Linked DNA regions of Mus musculus: region 2 is linked to region 1. Evidence: chromatin loops called from intact Hi-C (ENCODE). Cell type or tissue: left cerebral cortex. All regions are shown on one strand.

Evidence for each region. Peaks named below come from ENCODE experiments on the same cell type or tissue, not always from the same donor. Only the 100,000 strongest peaks of a DNase experiment are listed, where the experiment ranks them.
Region 2: it touches region 1 in a loop (2.1-fold over the local background); 2 of 42 quality-filtered maps call a loop at or near these places.

The regions. Positions count from the first base shown.
Region 1 is chr12:89,300,069-89,305,068 of GRCm38, forward strand. The region is part of intron 7 of Nrxn3 (neurexin III); the gene reads left to right. Among named protein-coding and RNA genes, the nearest start is that of Gm40537, 330 kb to the left of the region's middle. In left cerebral cortex, a CTCF peak has its summit at 2,150 (motif pointing left); a DNase peak (open chromatin) is centred at 2,145.
Region 2 is chr12:89,125,950-89,130,949 of GRCm38, forward strand. The region is part of intron 3 of Nrxn3 (neurexin III); the gene reads left to right. Among named protein-coding and RNA genes, the nearest start is that of Gm40537, 160 kb to the left of the region's middle. In left cerebral cortex, no CTCF peak of the experiment used is centred here; DNase peaks (open chromatin) are centred at 1,918, 3,226, 3,773 and 4,241; H3K4me3 peaks cover 256 bases; H3K27ac peaks cover 2,035 bases.

The DNA.
Region 1 (5,000 bases):
TAAATAATTTTGTTTGACTTTGTAACATTTGTTTAAAGAAGATGATTTGTAACAGTCTTTAAAGGAAGACTGTTTTCAATTTTACAGATTAAAAAAATGAGAGGCCTTGTAGTCCCTAGGACAGAGACATGGCAAGTCCAGTGTATTCACAAATTTTCTCTTTGGAGAAAATGCCCACAGTGGGATGGGTATGCCTCTATTAAGTAGATTCTACCATTGAAGAAAGGTGTCCATGCACCATCTGAAATGAACCTTCTTTCCTTTCTCCTTTACTAAAGCATTTATTGACGATACTGTACCAAATGCTCCTGGGGGTGGGGGTATCCAAAAGGATACTGTCCTCAAAGACCATATATTATCTCGATGTCTCTCTGCCTGCAGTGTGTGTAAGCATGAAAGCCTGTTGCAGATTCACATGTGTATTCAAATGCCAAGCAGATAGTGATACAAAAAAATGACAATATAAACTACTTTCACTTGGAAAATATAGGTAATGCATTTTCATGATTTTGCACATGAAAATGATGAGACCTATTTTCACAAGGCTTGCTTATGACAACAAAATAATACCGGGGACATCTTATTTCTCATCCAAATATTTATTTACCCCAAACAATTTAAGACTATCCTATACAATGTGTATGGATACTTTCTGGGAAGTGTAATGTCCCAGGAAAATAATTGATACATTTTCAACACTACTACATGGTTCACGATAGAGTGGAAGTTGGGTTGTGTGTTCCTTTAAATCATTTACTTCATTTCTGTCTTGCTCCCACTTTTAAAAACTGCCTTTGTTGAAAAGAAAACAAGACCAAAAAAAAAAAAAAAACCCAACAACAACAACAACAACAAAACCAACCCAGCTGTACTTGGCAGCTGGTTTGGAATGATGGCATTGAGGAACAAGGGAATTTGCACAATTAACAGCTATACATAGATCCAATTCCGGCGTGAGCATGTTTAATGGTGTGCCACCCGCCTGGTTCCATGTGATAGGCTGATTAAAATCTTATTTACATTTCTTCCAGGTTCTTACACATCCTGTATTTCTTCTTAAATTTTTATTTGGTTATTGGATTCCGTGGAGGGCAATGAGCCTGGAAAAGAATAGTCCCTCTTCCCAGCTGATGCCAGTTTTATATCATATTTACTCTCAATTTGAAAAGCAGCTTCATAAGCCTGTGAAAGCGCTTATCTCCATCCACTATATCTACCTTAAAAACCACTACATCTTAAGGGCCGTTATGCAGAGTCTCGCATCAATTATTAAAGAAGGATCCGTCGTCAAGTGGATACCTCTGATGTCATAGACGAAGCTGGATATCAGGAGAGGGAGCCTATGATAGCCACTAAATGCTATGATGAGCATTTGAATTTCAAACGCAATATGGTTCCTGGGCTGGATCCTGGAGCTGAAAGCGAAGTGTGAGCTCTGAATACCTTCTTCTGTGTAGTCAGTGGGACTGTGTCAATGCTAATTTCTTACTTCTTGAAGAAAGTACCATCGATTTCCATAAAGAGTTAATGCTTTTAAAACTCCTTTGCAATTTATACCCTACCCCTACCTTAGGAGATGTGTGAAGAGTGACATTGACAAAAGAACTTGCATCTATTGTTGATCAAGGCTTCAAAAGAAAACATGGCCTTTTGAAAGCAGGTACTAAGATTGAATCCAGACAATGTGATACCTGCTTGTTACTTTATAATTGCCTGATCCTGGGTCAGGTTCTCCATCTACACGACGGACGTGTACGTATTGTTTTGCTTACACAGTTAATGGCACTACTCACCATAAATATAAAAAGAAGTACTGTGCAAAGACAATAATTGCTGTGCTTGGGAAATGTGTAAGAGGCACTCAAAGCTGTCTGTCCATCTACAGCCTACATCACTCAAATCTTTGGCAATCTAACCTCACTCCCCGCATCCACTCCTTCCTCCTTTTCCTTCAAACAAAAGAGCGGGCCTCCTAAGGAAATCCACCAAACATGACCTAACACGTTACAACAAGACTAAGCACAAACCCTTCTGTATCGCAGTTGGATTAGGCAACCCAGACCAAGGAAAAGGGTCAAAGAGCCAAAGAAGTCCTTTTCCTGAAAACATGACCAAATATGTGCTTTATCCCCCTCTGGTGGCCATCCCATGAATTGCAGGCATTTTGGGCCTCCAGTGATTGGAAAGAGTAAGTCTAGACAGCTCCTTATGAATTTCAGTAGCTCTGCTCCAAGTTCCACCTTGAGGGCAGTTCCATCCATTTTTCTTTCTTATGGAATCTCAAATGGGCTTGCAACAATAGTGTTCGGCTAAATGTGTCATTTTCTAAGAATGCTCTAATGCTTTTACCCGTACACCTCCAGGGTTTATTCCGGGTTTACTCCGTCACGCTGTTGTCCTCTTCTGCTTTATTTCCTGCCTGCTTAGCCTGTAGGAGGAGGAAGAAAAATTCTACGCTAGTGGAATCGTGCCCTGACTAGTGTCTCTAGCAAAGGCATATAGCCATGGATCATTCCCAGAGGGGAACCATCTAAACTTCTGTTCTGTATTCTTTCATTTTTGTTCTCTGTGGCCCAGACAAGCCATGCTGCTGGCTTAGGAAGTGGGGGGGGGCTTTCAGCAATGAATTTACCTCCCCCTAGCCTTAGCTTTCGTCAAAGAGAAACATATTTTCACTTAAACTTTACCCACACAACACAAACGTACATGGATGAGCCCCTCATCCAGAGTAGCCATGGGCAGTTGAAAATCAGAGGCAGGCTGGAACACAAGACACTGCCCAACTGGGGAGTGGGGAGAGATGGCTTCAACTTCTATCCTAAGCCGCCATGACATTTCATGTTATTATATAGCAATGATAAATAATGCGATAGGTATGAAATAGTTCTTATTGAATTTCCCAACAATACTAGAAAATAATATATATATATGTATATATATATATTTCAAATAAAGAAAGTGGGGCTTGAACAGTTTTCCTAGGTGAGATGCAAGGCTATGGGAAGCAGGAGAAAACTCATGCCTACACCAATATAGCTGAGTACTGTCACTTAGTAGTCTTTTCTCATGTGTATTCTTCATTCACATCACATAGCCTTCATCAATCTTTACATATAATTTTCCCCCTGGAGATTCTGGAATTGGCTTCACATTGCTTCTTTGCTCTGACTCTAAGCAGTCATTATTTCTTGATTAGGGTTGGCATAGATGATAAATCCTATTTTCCATTCAGTGAATAAATGTTTATTAAAGAAAAGGAGGAAGAAAAAGATTCTCTTGGCCAAAGTAGCCAAAAGAAAGCTTCACTAAGGACTATAAATTCAACTCAGCCTTGGAGCAATGGCACAGGGCCTAGATAATTAGAGATAATTGTGATAGTAACTTTATTATTGGGGGCTTTCTATCAGCTACCTCTTGACATTGGCTACTGTTAGTCCATTTTTTTTTAAAGCACATAGCTGGACTGGCCAGATGTTCAGTGAGGGCCCAAGCTTAACTTCCCAGAAATTACATAAAAGCTAGCTGTATGTCAAGAGCATCAGCAATTCTAACACTTCTATGGGAAGATGGAGGATAGAGATGAGAGATCCCCAGAAGCTCCTGGGTCAGCTAATCTCTCATACCATGGCACACACAACATAGAGACCCTGTGTCAAATAAGATGAAAGACCAAGAGAGGCATTGAAGGTTGATCTTTGGCCTCAATGCATACACCATGGCATGCTTACTTCCTTATTTCTACATAGGAACACACACACACACACACACACACACACACACACACACACACACACACACACAGAGAGAGAGAGAGAGAGAGAGAGAGAGAGAGAGAGAGAGAGAGAGAGAGAGAAAGTACAGAGGTACTGAGGTTAGGCGGCTTGTGGGAGATCACACAGGTCTCCCAGCAAAACTGTAGTTCCCACAGTGGATCTAGAGTTCACACTTTAACACATCACATGATTTTAAGAATGCTTGTATTCATTCAGTCAGTTCTTTATTTTAACTCACTGTCACAGAAGAAGTGTTTCATTACAAGGAATGAGTGAATATCTTCTCTTTTTGTAAATAAAAGAAAAAAAATGTTTCTAGGTAAGTGAAAAGGCAAGACCAAAAAGATAGACGTAGGCATGCTAACACTGTTACTGTTGGATGGCATTTGATGGGCCACAGAGTGAACACACATTTGGTAAGGTAGATGGGGAGCAATCTAAGAAATTTGGGTTTCGTTTATCTCTTGATGTGAGGGTTGTCACTCTCTCTGGCTATTCTGTTTTATAGTCCTGCATGATGCAGATTATATGTAATTACTTATACAAGTGCTTATTTTATACTTGGTTGGTTATAGTCTGACAAAGTAATCTCCTCCGTGTGTGTGTGTGTGTGTGTGTGTGTGTGTGTGTGCTGTATGTGCATGTATATTTGATATGCATGTGAAAGCATAAATTTTTATGCCTTCAGCACACAAAGGACGTTACTGTCTTCTGTTGTTAATCTTTACTTTATTTCCTGGGGAGAGGGTCTTTCACTGAGCAAGAAGCTTGCCAATTTGGCTTGTTGATAGGCTCCTAGGATCTGCCTTCATCTGCCTCCCAGTGCTCAGGTTATAGGCACATGTACACTTGACCTCGTATTTACAGCAGGGCTGAGAATTTAAACATAGGCCCTCATGCTTGGAGAGAAGCAATATTATGAAGCCATCTCTCCAAGACTCTCCTGAGCCTTAGGAGATGGGATGAGTTTAACACTTGTGATATGTTTCTACATGTGGAAAGTCAGCATGGAAAAGTGAGAGGTTTGTCTTGGATAACAGTAGCTATCATGTCTAATTCTAATGAGACCTTGGTTATTGACAACTATTTCTTCTGCTTTTCAAGGAACCAATTACCAAACAGGGCAGTTAAGATCCTGTAACAATACATTTAGAATTTTCTGTGGTGAGCAAGTTGCATGTAAATTGGAGGCATTACAGCCAGTTTCATTATATTATCCAAGTCAAA
Region 2 (5,000 bases), 170 kb before region 1:
CATGTGTGCAGCTTTTCCATCTTATATAGAAGACAAAGTCTTGCAGTAGATGTCCTAGACTTCTGGCTCTTGAAATCTTTCCATCCTCTCTGCTGTAATGTCCTTTGAGATGTAGGTATACAGTTATGTTGCACATATATCATTTAGGGGTGGGCACACCATAGTGAGCTGATCTCTGTATTTTGATTAGTTGAGGCTTTTTAGAATGGTTACTATCTACTTCAAAAGGAAGCTTTTATTTTTGACATGAAATAAGAGCCACACTTGTCTGTGGGTATAAAAATAAGTATTAAGAATATAGTTCAAAGTGGGATGATGGTAGTACATGGCTTTAATCCCAGCACTTGGGAGGCAGAGGTAGGTGGAATTCCAGGCCAACCTGATCTACAAAATGAGGTCCAGGACATCCAGGACTACATAGAGAGACCCTGTCTCAAAAAACATAGCTAGAGATCGTATTGGTTTGGGCAAGTGGCCATAGTAGGTTCTTCTCTAGTTTCCATGGGCTTACCAGCCACAGATATTTGGCTAGGCATACAGTAACTACCAGCTATACAGTTCATTCCTACTGAATGGACCTTAAAAGCAGTTAGACAAATGTCAGGTCATTGCTGTGGCTCATAAAGAGCTGGGTAGGACTGTTGACTACTTTTCTCCCTTGGCAGTTTGCATTGTACCTTCTCATATTAGGGAAGCTAGTTTTCAGGAAGGAGCCTTCTGGGTCAGATTTGGCTCTATTCTTCCAAGTCATGAGTTTGAACTTTAATCATTTCTTCCTTTAAGACAAAACCTTCAAGTGATAAGAAGAGAAAAGCCCAGTTGCTTGCAAGAACTATGGCCCCATTGCTCTCAGAACAGATTAATGAACAGGTTGGGAACAGAGGATAAGCCTGTTTAGTGAAGGATCTGATCCTATAGTTCTGGACTCTTGGAATCTAGACTAGATTTCTAATATGTTTCTCAGTGATGTCCCTGTTCTTGTGTCTGTGGGCCATATTATGAGTTGCATGGAATAGTAGAGACCAGAGAAAGCAAACATAGACCTGAGTTCCAACTTCGGTTCATTTCCTGTGCCAAGAATAGGTTACTTCCTGAATTTCCTTAATGGTAGCTGAAGGAGAAATGGACCAGGAAGGCCCGGTCCAGTTGTATAACACAGTTGCTGAGAGGATTTAGATCTTTGTATTGGTTTTATCTGCATTGTTTATTATCCTGGACTTCTGTGTAGAGGTCTTGACACATGGATGTTTGCTTAGGTCATTGAGTATGGAGGTATGAGGATGCTCCACACAGAACCCGTAGCGAAATGGTTCTCAACCTCCCTAAGGTTGTGGCCCTTTAATACCGTACCTCATGCTGTGGCAATCCCCAGCCACAACATTATTTTGTTGCTACCTCATAACTGTAATGTTGCTACCATTGTGACTCATAATGTAAATATGTGATATGCGGAATATCTGCTATGCAACTCCCAAAGTAGTTGTGACCCACAGGCTGAGAACCACTTCTATAGAATGAATGCCAGATTCGATTTCCATGACATTTGAAGCAGAATTGAAGAAGACAAGCCAATCAGAGCCTCCTGCCTATCCCCAGTTCTCTGATGTTTCAGAAGTCGTTTTCCCTAATTCCTCTCGGAATATGTAGATTCCTACCTTTAACCTCTAGTGTTTTTCTGTCCTTCCTATCTAGGAAGACATAAGGCCTGAATATCCTAAAAAAATGCCTAGGCCACAGACCTCCAAATCCGTTTCTCGGAGACAAGATGTCCAGTTTGTTCATTACAACAATAGCTGCCAGACTTATTACAGTTATGTAATAGGTTTCTTTTTTTAACCAGGTCTTGAAAATGTGTGCATTATCCTTTAGGTAATAAATGAAATAAAATAGGCTGAAAATAAATCAGCTTTGCAAAATGGGGCTGGAGCTTTTCTAATGGCGCCATTAGAAGTCATTGTCGTTGCTCTGGAAGGAGCCTGTGGCAAGTGCCTTCTTTTTAACCCTTTCTGAGTGCTTGGCTCATTTTGCACCAGTGGCTATCGAGACTTTGGCTTGATAAAGATGAGGCCTGGACTCTGAGCATAGCATGTGTCTGACGGGAGGTGACTCAGGAAGACATTATCATGCGTTTTCTAATATGGTGGGATCACTTCTGCTTCCTGAGTTCTAATCCCACCCTGCCCCCCAACCCATTCCCATCTCAAAATGTCACTTCTCCTCCTCAGAGTCACTTTCTAACTGTCATGGTTATAATAAACAAGGACATGTCTTTCTGGCTCCGATTCATTAGCTGAGTGTTGAAAATTAAGAGGTAGTCAGGATTGTCTAAGGTAGATACCACAATCAGTTTCCTTTGTGTGCTCGAGGGCACTAGCTTTCTTTGCTTTTCTGTCCAGAAAAAGTTTTATCAGCAATTTCAACATAGAATTTTGATTGAATTGTTAATTAATCTGATCTAAGTGCAGTGGGGTCATAGTTCTTTCAAGTAAATGGGTTTTTGTTGTTATTTTTGTTTTTGTTAAGTGTATAGGATACCACACACTGGGCTCAGTGTCTGCAGAGAGGGACAGAGACTAGCCACACATAAAATACTCCTATATGTGTCATAATAATGATCGGTAGCAGGACTTTGTATGCTCTGATAAGATGTTTTTGAAGTTCTCAAAGGGGGAGAGAATGTCTGCATGGGGTGGCTGAAGTCAAATGTCATCAAGAAATAACCCTACATCTTGTTTGCATGCATTAGCATTGAACAGAGGGAGTCTTGAGTCATCTGATTTCACCCCTCATTAATATTTTCTCTCTGTGTTCCCTAGCTAGACTCTTCTCCCTGGCACATGGAAAGCTATTAACAATACACGCACGTGGCACATCTGTGGAGCCATTATTGCTGCTAGATAGCTGTGTTTGTGTAAAATATTGAACACCCTGTGACGATTTATAATGGTTTCCCACCCTGTCCACTGCCACCCCTTCCTCCATTTAAAGATATATTAACATTCCTAGTTCTACCTGGAGGGAAAACTCTCTGAAGCGAGACCCTGTAAAGATAAACTGCTCTTCTCTCAAAGTCTCTCACTAGACTGAGCAAGGATGCCTCCCAGAAGAAGGGAGCTCCCTGAAACCCATGGGAGAGGCAGCTCTGTTGGCAGATATTGGGGTCCTGGCTAACACCCACCTTTTTTTTTTAACAATGTACAGATGCTTTGGGCATGAAAGATCCTCTCAGTTGCTTAAATACTAGCTTCAGCTTTTCAAGTTTATCAGCCCAGAGGCTAGGGACTTCAATTTAGTCTTTGGAAGGGGTGGGCAGGGACTGTACAGGCTATGGGGTGAGGGCCGCTGTCTGTTCAGCACCAAGCCTCCAGGGAGGGTCCTGGCGTGAGGAGGTGTAACAGATTACTGATGTCACCAGCAGGTGCACACAGTGCTCCAACTGCGACGCAGCACTCAATTTCTTCTAAAGCTGCTGCAGTCTCTCCTTGGCCCTATTATGCTCTCTTGCTGCCCACCCACCCATGGTATCTGAGTGGGGGGGGGCAGGTGAACAGAGCACGCATTCCTGGCATGCCGGACTCCCGTGGGATGGAGAAGAGCCTTCAGGGAGAAACCACTGTTGCCTGTGGCTTTGACATCCAGCCTTTTTACTCCCACCTCTCCTGTGCCACCCACCCAGAGTGGGTTCTTGGTCACTGCAGTAGAGGCTCCAGGGACAGAGAGTGACATGAGGCAATGTCTGTGGCAGAGGGGAGCATGTGTGCTGAGGCTCGGGAGACGCTGATTGGCTGCTAGTGAGGTAATGCAGTACAGTCTAAATGTGGCCACAGCAGAGCCAGCATCCAGGGTGTGCCTCCCTACAAGCTTCAGTTGCCTGCAGATGTCTGAAGGACAAGGTCTCTGGGGGCTTCTGGAGGCACAACAGAGCTGTCTGGCTCACAGGGTCTGGTTTGTAATGACAATATCCAAGGTCTATGTTGTCAATACTGTTTCCTGTCCCTCCATCTTTTAAATGCACCACACTTCTGTCCCTTGCTCTTGAGCCTGGCTATTTTAGAGGAAGCTTAAACATATAGAATTCGGCCATAGGACCACTCACTGCCCTGGTCATGATAAGCAACAGTCTAGACAGGTGTGGAGGGCAGGTACTGTTTTCAGAGTAATGCTTTTAATGGCATACACCTCCCTAGGAGTCCTTCCAAGGACAAATTTACCTTCAAGGACAAATTTACCTTCATAGTTGGGCAAGGAGTCCATACCCAGGCTCCCCATTCCATAGTGTTTGGTGGTTTTAGCACAAAGAATTGAAGAGTCCAAAAGGGCATTGTGGGTTACACTACCCTCTCATTAGTAAGACTCTCCACAGACAGAGTTGTTTTTTCTGGATGAGTGTTCAGGGGCTTAGCTGCTTCTAGAGACCATCGTTAGTGCTGAGAGAAGAAGTTATACCAATTAAGTCAACAGTAAATGTGCACCTACTGTCTGCTAGTGCCAGAGGTCATGAGAATGAGGGCCATATTGTCAAAGAAGTCCGTTTTCCCCCCACTTATTCAACAAACAACTCATGGTTCTAGGAGGTGACTAGAGGGAGCTTTGATCCTGCTCTCCTGAGCTAGTATGTGCCGAGAAATATATACGTATGAAAATAAGAGAGCTATGCAGAAAAATGAAAGAACTGTGCAAAAGAGGGTGACTACAGGTTGATTTTCTTGGGTCAAGTGGTCAGCTTGTTAGCCAAGCCCTCCATGTGACAAATAAGATGGTCATGGGATGGTTTAGGAGAAATTGCAGCTGGCAGAGGGAGCTGTGTAAGTAAAATCCTGAGTCAGATTAAGTCTGAAACAAGAAGAGCAGTCAGCCAGAAAGCCTGGGGACAAGAGAAAGTATAGTTGGATGCTATAACCCTTGCATCTGATAGGTGAAGGTAGAAAGATCAGGACTTGAATGCTATCTCTAGACATATAACAAGTTCAAGGCTGGCCTGAGCTACATGGGATCCTGTC